Regions from separate parts of the Homo sapiens genome. Here region 1 is linked to region 2. Evidence: chromatin contacts called from ENCODE Hi-C or POLR2A ChIA-PET data. All regions are on one chromosome and are shown on one strand. The core of a region is the stretch at or near the end of the contact, and the rest is flanking DNA. Distances in the headings are between cores, read along the strand shown.

Evidence for each region. Hi-C counts contacts between places; a loop is a spot of excess contacts on that map. ChIA-PET counts read pairs that join two places held with the same protein, here RNA polymerase II (POLR2A). Pooled maps may share reads with other maps.
Region 1: a map of MCF 10A shows a loop between it and region 2 (4-fold over the local background). The contact joins two enhancer-like sites. A Hi-C loop is called at or near these places in 3 of 168 maps with a recorded cell type or tissue (MCF 10A, PC-9 and mammary epithelial cell) and 5 of 50 pooled maps. POLR2A ChIA-PET finds 5 or more read pairs at or near these places in 11 of 52 experiments (AG04450, Caco-2, H1 and 8 more).

The regions. Positions count from the first base shown.
Region 1 is chr10:95,308,292-95,313,370 of GRCh38, reverse strand. SORBS1 (sorbin and SH3 domain containing 1) reads left to right here. Exons shown (of 33, transcript NM_001034954.3): 33 at 1-1,598. Among named protein-coding and RNA genes, the nearest start is that of PDLIM1, 20 kb to the right of the region's middle. RefSeq lists an enhancer at 3,041-3,220. Within about 2 kb of position 3,302, at least 2 of the 41 ENCODE cell types and tissues checked have a DNase peak (open chromatin) inside an H3K27ac peak, as active enhancers do.
Region 2 is chr10:95,263,855-95,268,997 of GRCh38, reverse strand. It overlaps PDLIM1 (PDZ and LIM domain 1), which reads left to right. Exons shown (of 7, transcript NM_020992.4): 3 at 136-220; 4 at 4,935-5,134. Among named protein-coding and RNA genes, the nearest start is that of PDLIM1, 25 kb to the left of the region's middle. RefSeq lists an enhancer at 3,913-4,688. Within about 2 kb of position 2,142, at least 7 of the 41 ENCODE cell types and tissues checked have a DNase peak (open chromatin) inside an H3K27ac peak, as active enhancers do.

The DNA.
Region 1 (5,079 bases), core at 2,053-4,552, 43 kb before region 2:
GGTAGGCAAAATTTGTTTTCAATGCCTGTGCCTCAGCTGCTGTCACAAATACCCATCTTAGGATCCCATCAGCTTCCCATCCCCCACCAGACAGCCACAGTACCCTCACTTTCTCCCTATTGTTCTTTCAAATCCTGTTCTCAGGAAAGAAACTGCCACTAATTCATTCACACTAAGGTGTAAATGATTGATAATAGGAATGAGTTACCTCTTCCCACAGACATTTGTTTTTAAGTATGACAGAGCAGGGCCTTAATCCCAAGGGAAAAGGTTATGGAACTGGAGGGGGTGAGCTTTCTGGGTAGAAGGAGACTTCCTGAATTTCCTTAAAACCCAGTAAGAGTAAGACCTGTTGTTTTGGAAGGTCTGCTCCACCATCTAAGAGCACTGTTTTTTTTTTTTTGTTGTTGTTGTTGTTTTACGGTCTCTGAGGGAATATAGTAAAAATGCATATGCACGTGCAATTTGCACGGCAGCATTTCACCGATTGTGGACTGTATTGGCTAATGTGTTTCCTGGTCTTTAGATGCAAACCATTAATAACACTATCTTATCTCATAGTTTTTTCAGGGGTGCTTCTTGATTAGTAGGGAATTTTGAACACCTCTTTAAATACAGCTAGAAAATAAAACCAATTTGTAAAGCCACATTTGCATATGATGCCAGCCTCACGCATTTGTATATCTCCAGAAATTCAGGTATGCCTCACCAATTTGCCCGTCTTTAATAAAATCTTGTGTTAAAATTTGCATCACGTCGCCTTCCTATGTATGACGAAACAAGAAACAGAGATTTCCAATTGCTCTTTTGTCTTCAGACATTTAGTAATATAAAGTACCTATTTTTATGCTGAAATGTTTATACAGGTTTATTAATAGCAAGTGCAACTAACTGGCGGCATGCCTTGCAACACATTTTGATATATTAGCCATGCTTCCGGGTAAAGGCAAGCCCCAAACTCCTTATCTTTTGCAGTCTCTCTGGGATCAGTAAAAGAAAAAAAAAATAATGTGCTTAAGAAGTGGGACTGTAAATATGTATATTTAACTTTGTATAGCCCATGTACCTACCTTGTATAGAAAAATAATTTTAAAAATTTGAATGGAAGGGGGTAAAGGAAGTCATGAAGTTTTTTTGCATTTTTATTTAAATGAAGGAATTCCAAATAACTCACCTACAGATTTTTAGCACAAAAATAGCCATTGTAAAGTGTTAAAATTTACGATAAGTATTCTATTGGGGAGGAAAGGTAACTCTGATCTCAGTTACAGTTTTTTTTTCCTTTTTAATTTCATTATTTTGGGTTTTTGGTTTTTGCAGTCCTATTTATCTGCAGTCGTATTAAGTCCTATTGCTAGAATAGGTTACTACAAAAAAGGTTATATTCTGAAAGAAAAATAACTGACATTATATATAACCAATTAATTTAAAGTATTGCCATTTAAATTACACACTGAGAGCATGTCCTATGCAGACATAGATTTTTCTGTTCATTTATTTTTCTTCATTGCAGTGGATTGATTTGATAAATAGATGTGTTGAATTACTACATTTGCTGTACATATTATTTAATAAACTTTATTCAGAATTGCGTGGCATATGTTTGTTCTGGTCATTCATTGTTTCTTTCCTCCCTTTGCCAAGCTTCTCAAATGAAGCTTAAATTCACTGCTTCAATTTCTTATACCCTCCTTTCCATCCTTAATCATTTACCATCTGCCTTCTGCCGCCTCCTTGAAGACACCACTTCTTACCTTACTTTTTTCTCAATAACCTAACTCCTGACCCTCTGAATTAATTGATTACTGTTGACCATTTTGCCATTATTTCTAAAATATGTTCGTATTTGTTCTGATAACAAAAGTGATGCACAAATGTCTTTAAAAACAAAAGTAAAACATTATAAAATATGTATAATGGGTCTAGATTTGCTTTATAAAACATGGGTATGGGAAATGACATAGCACTTTGTTTTTCTAAATCAAATTAATCTGGCTATGAGTCCTCTCTTGGTATGGGTGGGCGAAAATGCAATCTGTCCTTTTTCTCCTCCAAACCAAATGTGTTAAGGCACTAGGCATGCAGTCTCCCCTGGCATCCCGTGGCTACAACTACTGCCATCTTAGTCTGGGATGGGGTCTGCTGCACACAAGGCATGGATCTGTCCCCTAATAGGAAAGCTCACGCCTCTACCCTCTCCCCCTGGGTTCTGTCCTCCACCTCCAACTCAAAGCACCAGTTTGCAGTGCTGCCTCTGGGGTAACTCAGTGTACTTGGGCCTCCCCTGGGAGAGGGGCCTAACAGTCTCTTGTTTCAAGGGTCTGACAGTCCTTAACACTAGGTCCTGAATCACAGGCCCTATGAACCCTTGTCTCCAACAAATCCATCAGCTTACCTCCTAACTACATTTAGAACCCAGCCATTTCTACCATCGTAGCCCAAGCCATTTTCTCTCACCTGGATCATCGCAATAACTGTCTAACTGGCCTCCCTGCTTCTGCTATTGCCCCTCTAGTCTAGACAGAGCAACCACAGTGATCATCTTAACGTTGGTCCAAAACCCTCTAGTGGCTTCTCATCTCGCTAATGTGGTACAATGGCAAGTCCATAGACATACTGCTCCTCCCCTCCCCCTAACCCCTGAATTCATCTCCTTCATTCCAGCCACACAGCCCTCTTTATGGCCTCAGACTCATTAAGCACATTTGAGGTTCAGGGTCTTCATGTTTGCAATCCCCTGTGCCTGGAAGGCCCTTTCCCCAAGAGCTGCATGGTTTTCTTCCTCCTTTAGGTCTTCCTGTTGTCTTCTCAATGAGGCTTTTCGTGACTACTTTACATACATCTAGGAACCTATTGTCCCCACCCCCTGCATTCCATCCCCCTCTTCCTCCTCTGTTTCTCCATAACACTTATCACCATCTGAAATTTGTCTCCACAAGCAATCCTGTAAAATCCATGGGGTTAGTGACTCTGTTTTGCTAATATATGCCTGGCACCAAGAAGAGAGTCTAATGTGGCACTCAATCCTTTGTTTATCAAATAAACAGATAAATAAGCCCTTGAGGCCAGAGATCCTAGAACTCAGAATATGTTCTACCAACAATGAAAGAAGGGAAACCATTTTCTTACAGTGGCAGAAACAATGAATTAATCTTTCAAATTATGCTGGTTTCATACAAACATAGAAAGTGAAAGTTCTCCATAATAACACTCCTCACAGAGATCACTCCTATATATGGTCCTCCCAGCTTGCTTTTCTACACATACTAAACACACACGTCTCTAAAATGCTTTATGTAGTCTCATACACTTTTACTTTCCTTTAGTAGAACTTGGACATGTTTCCATAACTTACTTAACCCATCCTCTATTGATGATGCAGGTATTTAAGGTTATTGCCAGCTTTTTACAACAACAATGCTGCTTTGAGTAAAATTATTGGCTTAAAGAGCAGGAACATTTCAAACCTTAAGAGATTTCCAAATTGACTTCCCAAAAATTCCAATTATACTCCCACCAAGTCCATGGAAGTGTGTTTCCCACCACCCAATTAAAACTACTACATTGTCCGCTTCCATGAATTGGGGCTCCTTGGTTCACCCGCTTTTGACTGGCCAACCCCTTCTTCATCCTCTTTCTAGATCTTCACTGCATCCTCAGCCCTCTGTTATTTTATCTCAATACATGCTCCTGCGGAGAGCAGATCTCTCCCAATATAATTACGGCCCAAAGAGTCAATTGTGGGAGGGCCCTTTCAATGATTAAATGGTAGAAGCTTAGGCCGGGCGCAGTGGCTCACGCCTGTAATCCCAACACTGTGGGAGGCCGAGGTGGACGGATCACCTGAGGAGAGGAGTTTGAGACCAGCCTGACCAATATGGTGAAACCCCATCTCTACTAAAAATACAAAAATTAGTCAGGCGTGGTGGCGTGTGCCTGTAATCTCAGCTACTCAGGAGGCTGAGGCAGGAAAATCGCTGGAACCCGGGAGGCAAAGATTGCAGTGAGCCGAGATCGTGCCACTGCACTCCATCTCACAAAAAAACAAAAACAAAACAAAACCTAACACTACTGCATTGGCTGAGACATACCAAAGGGCGTTAGAACTAGTCTCAGTCAGGAGTTAATCCAGAGACTCAAACTTTCTCATCAGTATTTGTCTTATTCTTGGCGTTTTGTTTGGCTACATTTTCACCTACTGAATGCAGCAGTGGGAAACATGGCTGCAAGCTGCTCCAGCCTCCTTCCAGCTCTCTGACTCCAAATTCTCAAGGCAAAAGGACCTTCCTATTTGGCTTTCCCTGAAAACAACTCCAGATGCTGGCAGGCCCAGCCTGGATATTTACTCTTCCCTAGACTAATCACTTTGACTAAAGAGGCAACTTTACTTGTAAAAACCTTTGTGGCTTTTGGCCAGGCATGGTGACTCACGCCTGTAATTCCAGCACTCTGGGAGGCCGAGGTGGGTGAATTGGCAGCTCAACCAAAACCTCAAAGAATGAGGGAGAGGAGTGGCTGGGCGAAGGGGTGTCTGCTCTAAGAAGGGGAAAAGGAAACTGGACAGATAACAGCTCAATGGTCCACTGGACTTGGAGAGTTATTGTAACACACTTTGAAAATGGAACACTATTGTCCTGTCCCAGTATAAACTTCAGTGTAGTTGAAAGCAGGCTATGTGCTGAAGTTTTGCTAGCCAAGGTCTTGACAAGAATACAGTGGGAGGAGAAGTCCCAGAGGAGGGGGCCAATGCGACCAGGGGGGCACAGCACAACCGTATCTCATGCTAAAAATATCAGACTCTAATGGAAGGGAACAAAGTTGATGTCTCAGAAGTCACAGAGGATGTTTGGATGAGTTGTACGTGGGAGTATTTTTCCAAGTCTTAGCACATAGAAACCACATCTGTCTCAGGAACACTTAACCAGGTCTTTTAGGACAAATCAAAGAACTTATCACTTGATACAGGTAATTTTTGGAACAAATTAGCCAACAAAGTGGTTCAGATTGAAAATATTATAGAACATTTAAGATAAATCCATAGATGCAAAAATCCATAATGAGAAGCTCTGAATGACCGTG
Region 2 (5,143 bases), core at 893-3,392:
ATGGAAGGTAGAGCTGATGGGAGGGTGCTAGTTCAGTGCCTAGTCCAGGAAAGAGGGGGCATTTTTCCAGTTTGTCTTTGGTATATATTATTTATTTTACATGAGTGAAACAGCAGCTTTGTTAATCTGTTGCAGATCTGAACATAAAGTCTGGTCTCCTCTGGTGACGGAGGAAGGGAAGCGTCATCCATACAAGATGAATTTAGCCTCTGAACCCCAGGTAAGTTCTTGCTCATCGTTGCCGCTGCTCTCACCACCCAGCACTTTGCCGTTTCTGACACTGCTCAGCACATTCCTGTTTTTCCTGCCCTGGAGGCCTGGGGATAAGACCCTTCACTGTCTCTGCTGGTATCTGGCTCTTGTTCAGTTCTTCCCGTAAGGGAACTGCAGGAGGATAGGGCTGGAAAACCCCAGGGCAGTGACGCTGTGTCCTGGGCTGGAAGCAGGGGGTCGGAAGGCGATAAGGGAAGCCGGTGGAAGCCTTCCTGCGTGGGAAGGGTTGGCAGGATCACAGTGAAGTCAAGGAGCTATTCAGCTCGTTATGGATTTCAGCAACAAATGAATCATGACAGGGATGAAAATAAGTTTAGGTCTGGAGGCCTAGAGCCTAGAAGAAATCGGGGAATATGTAATAGGAAGCCCTGCTTCTCCCCACTGTATGCCCCTGTCTGGTTTCCATGAGCCATGGAGTGGAAATCTCTATTTTTGTTACAGTGAAACTTCTAGTGAGACTTTAAAATTACTAAAATAAAGCAGCAATTAATATAAAAAAAAGCAGTACATAGTGTACAATTTGTCACCCAGATAGAATTTCTCAGGACAGTAGACTGCCCTAAGATCCCATATTTGTGAATAAATCTCTCAGTAGTTGGATTATTGGATTGTAGGTGATTTTATTTCTTTCTGCCTTATGTGCCTCTTCTAAATAATCTACAAGGCATGGGTATTGTTTTTGAAATAAGGGACAAACTTAGAGATGTTTAGAACATCTTTTGTAAAATTCCTCACACCCAACATGCTACTTGTCTCAAAGTATGTGTCTGTTGGATACATTAATGAATTAGTAATGATAAACTAGGTATGTTGATAATGCCTTTTGAAAATTTTACACTGGTTTGTGATGGTTATGCATTTGACCCAAGTTGAAGATTTGAAATTTAACTTATTTTTCTAAATTTGGGATACTATTTAGTTTTTATGGTGAATTAAGATGTAATTAAAATACAATATATAGCTAGCTATCTTTTATACATAAAACAGAAACTTGTATGAAGTTGAACTCACTTGGTATATTAGTGTGTGTTAATTGGGTGGTTGGATATAAGTCATATTTTCTCAAATAGAATCCATTAAAATTTCAAAAACGAAGTCACATAAAATTTTTGCCATTAAGATAGTAAAAATAATTATTAAAAATCCCAAGAGTCATTTTAAGGATCATTTTGCATCATTTCAAAACTGATGTGAACATATTCTTCTATACAACTCCTCTCAGGAAAGTTCGTAAAATGGCACTTGGTCTATACACTGGCAGTTGTGCAAACTAATTTAAAACATGCCACAGTTAGTTTCAGTTTCCTTGGGAGTTCTCAGCTACTTCATTAAATTTACCATAAATGTTAAATTTTAATTGTTAAATTTTAATTTTTACATATTTTATAACACACAAGGAATGATTTCGTTTTAACTTGGTCTATCTGAAATCCTCATTTTCATGTAAATAAGGTAATTATGTAAATTTCAGTTATAGTTTTCATTTGTAGTATATTTGAATTTTCATTTTAAATCTGTAGTTACCTGTATTAATCTTTTGAAGGTAGTTCTCTTCAGATTACAAAAATTCTCAAATACTTTAAACCCTTGTATTTTTCTTGTGATTCTAGTAATGCTTTATTACTGTAAGAAAAACTTCTCACCCATCATTTTTCCAGTCTTTTACTTCCAGCCATTCTAAAGTAGAGGATAAATGAGTAAGAGCAGAGTTCATCTATAATAAAAAGATCTGTTGGTTCATGTAATGCCAACCAACACCCCAGCTTATCTGAGGTCAGCATAGTTACACACCTAGTTTGTACTTCCTCATTATTGAGTTTCCTTGGAGACTGATAAATACAAAGCCCAAACAATTACATCATCCCTTCTAAAAGGCAAGCCCTGAATCTGCCTGCTTTCTGGAAAGACCAGTCAGTATTCAGATGAGGGTAGAGATATTCCTTTTATGTACAAACCAGATGCATTCTTGAAAGATTCTTTAGAAAGTGAAATCATCCGAATTTTCAACCTGAATTTTCCATTGACTTCCATTCTAATTGGAAATGTGTTTCGGTGGAGGGAGAAGGGAACAGACCCTGGTTGAATATGTGCCACGAGCCAGGCACTGTACTTGACACTCTAGTAACTCACACAAATCCTTGTAAAGAAGGCTTTATCTTCTTCATTTTAAAGATGAAAAATGGGCTTAGAGGGGTATTCCTTGCCAAACAGGAAATTGCAGGGAAAAATTGAGCCAAGGCGGAAAAATAAAGACCCTTCCTTGGGGCTCTGCATCCTCTGCTGCTCCTAGGAATTGCCATGGTGATGGAGAGAAGAAGAAAGAATGACCATCCTGGCTGCGGCACATGTAGGCAAGGGTACCAGGCCACCCATCTGTAAATCTCTGTCTTCATGACCATAGCCTTTAATTACTATATATTATTTATTTGGGTAGCTGTGCCATAAAATTTACTTAACTACTCTTTGATAACTGCTGAAGTTTTGTGTTGTTTTTTATTTTTTGTTATTTATTTTTATTTTTTATTTGTGAGATGGAGTCTTGCTCTGTCACCCAGGCTGGAGTGCAATGGTGCAGTCTTGGCTCACTGCAACCTCTGCCTCCTGAGTTCAAGTGATTTTCTTGCCTCAGCCTCTGAGTAGCTGGGATTACAGGCAGGTGCCACCACGCCTAGCTAATTTTTATATTTTAGTAGAAACGAGGTTTCACCATGTTGGCCAGGCTGGTCTTGAATTCCTGAACTCAGGTGATCCTCTTGCGTTGGCTTTCCAAAGTGCTGCGATTACAGGAATGAGCCACCGTGCCTGGCCTGTTTTGTTTTTTTAGGGATGAGAGTCTAGCTCTGTCACCCAGGCTGATGTGCAGTGGCACGATATGGCACACTGCATCCTCCATCTCATGGGCTTACATGATCCTCCTGCCTCAGCCCTCTCAAGTAGCTGGGACTACAGGCTACTTGACTGTCTAACTTTTTTTTACGGATGGGGTCTTACTATGTTGCCCAGGCTGGTTTCGAACTCCTAGGCTCAAGCAATCCTCCTGATTTGGACTCCCAAAGTGTTGGGATTACAGGCGTGAGCCACTGCACCCAGCCAAAAGAGAAATCTTTTTTTTTTTTTTTTTTTTTTTTTTTGACAGAGTTCCACTCTCGTTGCCCAGGCTGGGGTGCAATGGTACAATCTCGGCTCACCGCAACCTCTGCCTCCTGGGTTCAAGAGATTCTCCTGCCTCAGCCTCCCGAGTAGCTGGGATTACAGGCATGCGCCACCATGTCTGGCTAATTTTTGTATTTTTAGTAGAGATGAGGTTTCTCCATGTTGGTCAGGCTGGTCTTGAACTCCGGACCTCAGGTGATCCGCCCGCCTCGGCCTCCCAAAGTGCTGGGATTACAGGCGTGAGCCACCACGCTCGGCCCAAAAGAGAAGTCTTAAACATAAAAATATTTTCAGGTTGTTTTCTTTTATTTTAAATTAGGTACTCAATAAAGCTTTTAGTTTTCATGATTTTTTTTTTTTAAGAAAGCATAAAAGACTTGAATATTTAACAAAAAAGGAGAGAAAAAAGGAAGTGCAACAGATGACAGGAACTCTTTTGGAGGCAGCTGTTCTGGGCCTGGGTGTTTTAAGAAAGAGACTAGAGTTCAGGAAGATTTTTCTGGAAAACACAGACACTAAGACACATTTTGAGTTCAGCTGGCTGCACAGAGCATGCATCACCTAGAAGCCATGGGTTGTCCAGACACCCATATAGAAAGGACCTTGCTGATTGGGCTATCAGAAAAGCTGTGATGCTGGCAGGAGGGAAAGAAAAAGTAGAAAAGCTGTAGTTTTAGAAAACAGGAATGTTAATTTCCAAAGTGGCTTTGCGGGTTTGTAAAGGAGCTCTGAGATGTTGTAGCTGTAGTAATTATTCACCTGACTCTTAACAAGTCTAGGGTGGGGGTGGAGGGAACTTTCTCAAATTACAGAAAGAGGGGAATGAGAACACAAGGAACTCAAAAGTCCTTTTCTGCAGCTCTGCTGGGTACCGCCCCTGTAACAGGTATCCCCGACCTTCTATCTGATTAGCCTTGTCTTTCTCCCAGAAGAAACAATAGATCCTTAATTTCCTTTACCCTTGCTCTGCAGGAGACTGAGACCATCTCTGCCTAGTCAGCAGCTGCTTCCCCTGTGACACCACACCCTCTTACCTTGCTTGTCTAACTTGCTCACTTATGGAGAATTTATCTCCACCTTTTATCATCTCCTGCTTTTGCACTGACCAAAGTGACTGCATATTTCTCTTCACCTAGTGCTTTAATCTCTTTGGTATGTGCCCTGAAAGCGTGTTTTAGCTCTGACTTGAATCTTACAGCCCAAAGCATCAAGGGCTGTCCTGCCCGAGGGTGCCTTAGAGGGCAGGCTTTGCTGGGCCTCAAGGAAGAATCAGAAGGTAGAGATGATTCAGGGGGTGTGAACTCGCACAGGTGCCCATTGTGGGAAACTTCCCCAGTCATTGCCCGTGTGTCTCAGTGGGTGTGTCAGTGTCCCTCAGCTAAAGTTTGGGTTGAACTAGGGCCATCTTAGCAGCTGGAACACCTCTCCCTGGCGCTCAGCCTGCACTGCCCATCAAGGGGTTTGCATTGGATGCCCCCCTTGATTTCTCCTCTGATCCCTGCCTGCAGGAGGTCCTGCACATAGGAAGCGCCCACAACCGAAGTGCCATGCCCTTTACCGCCTCGCCTGCCTCCAGCACTACTGCCAGGGTCATCACAAACCAGTACAACAACCCAGCTGGCCTCTACTCTTCTGAAAATATCTCCAACTTCAACAATGCCCTGGAGTCAAAGACTGCTGCCAGCGGGGTGGAGGCGAACAGCAGACCGTAAGTAGC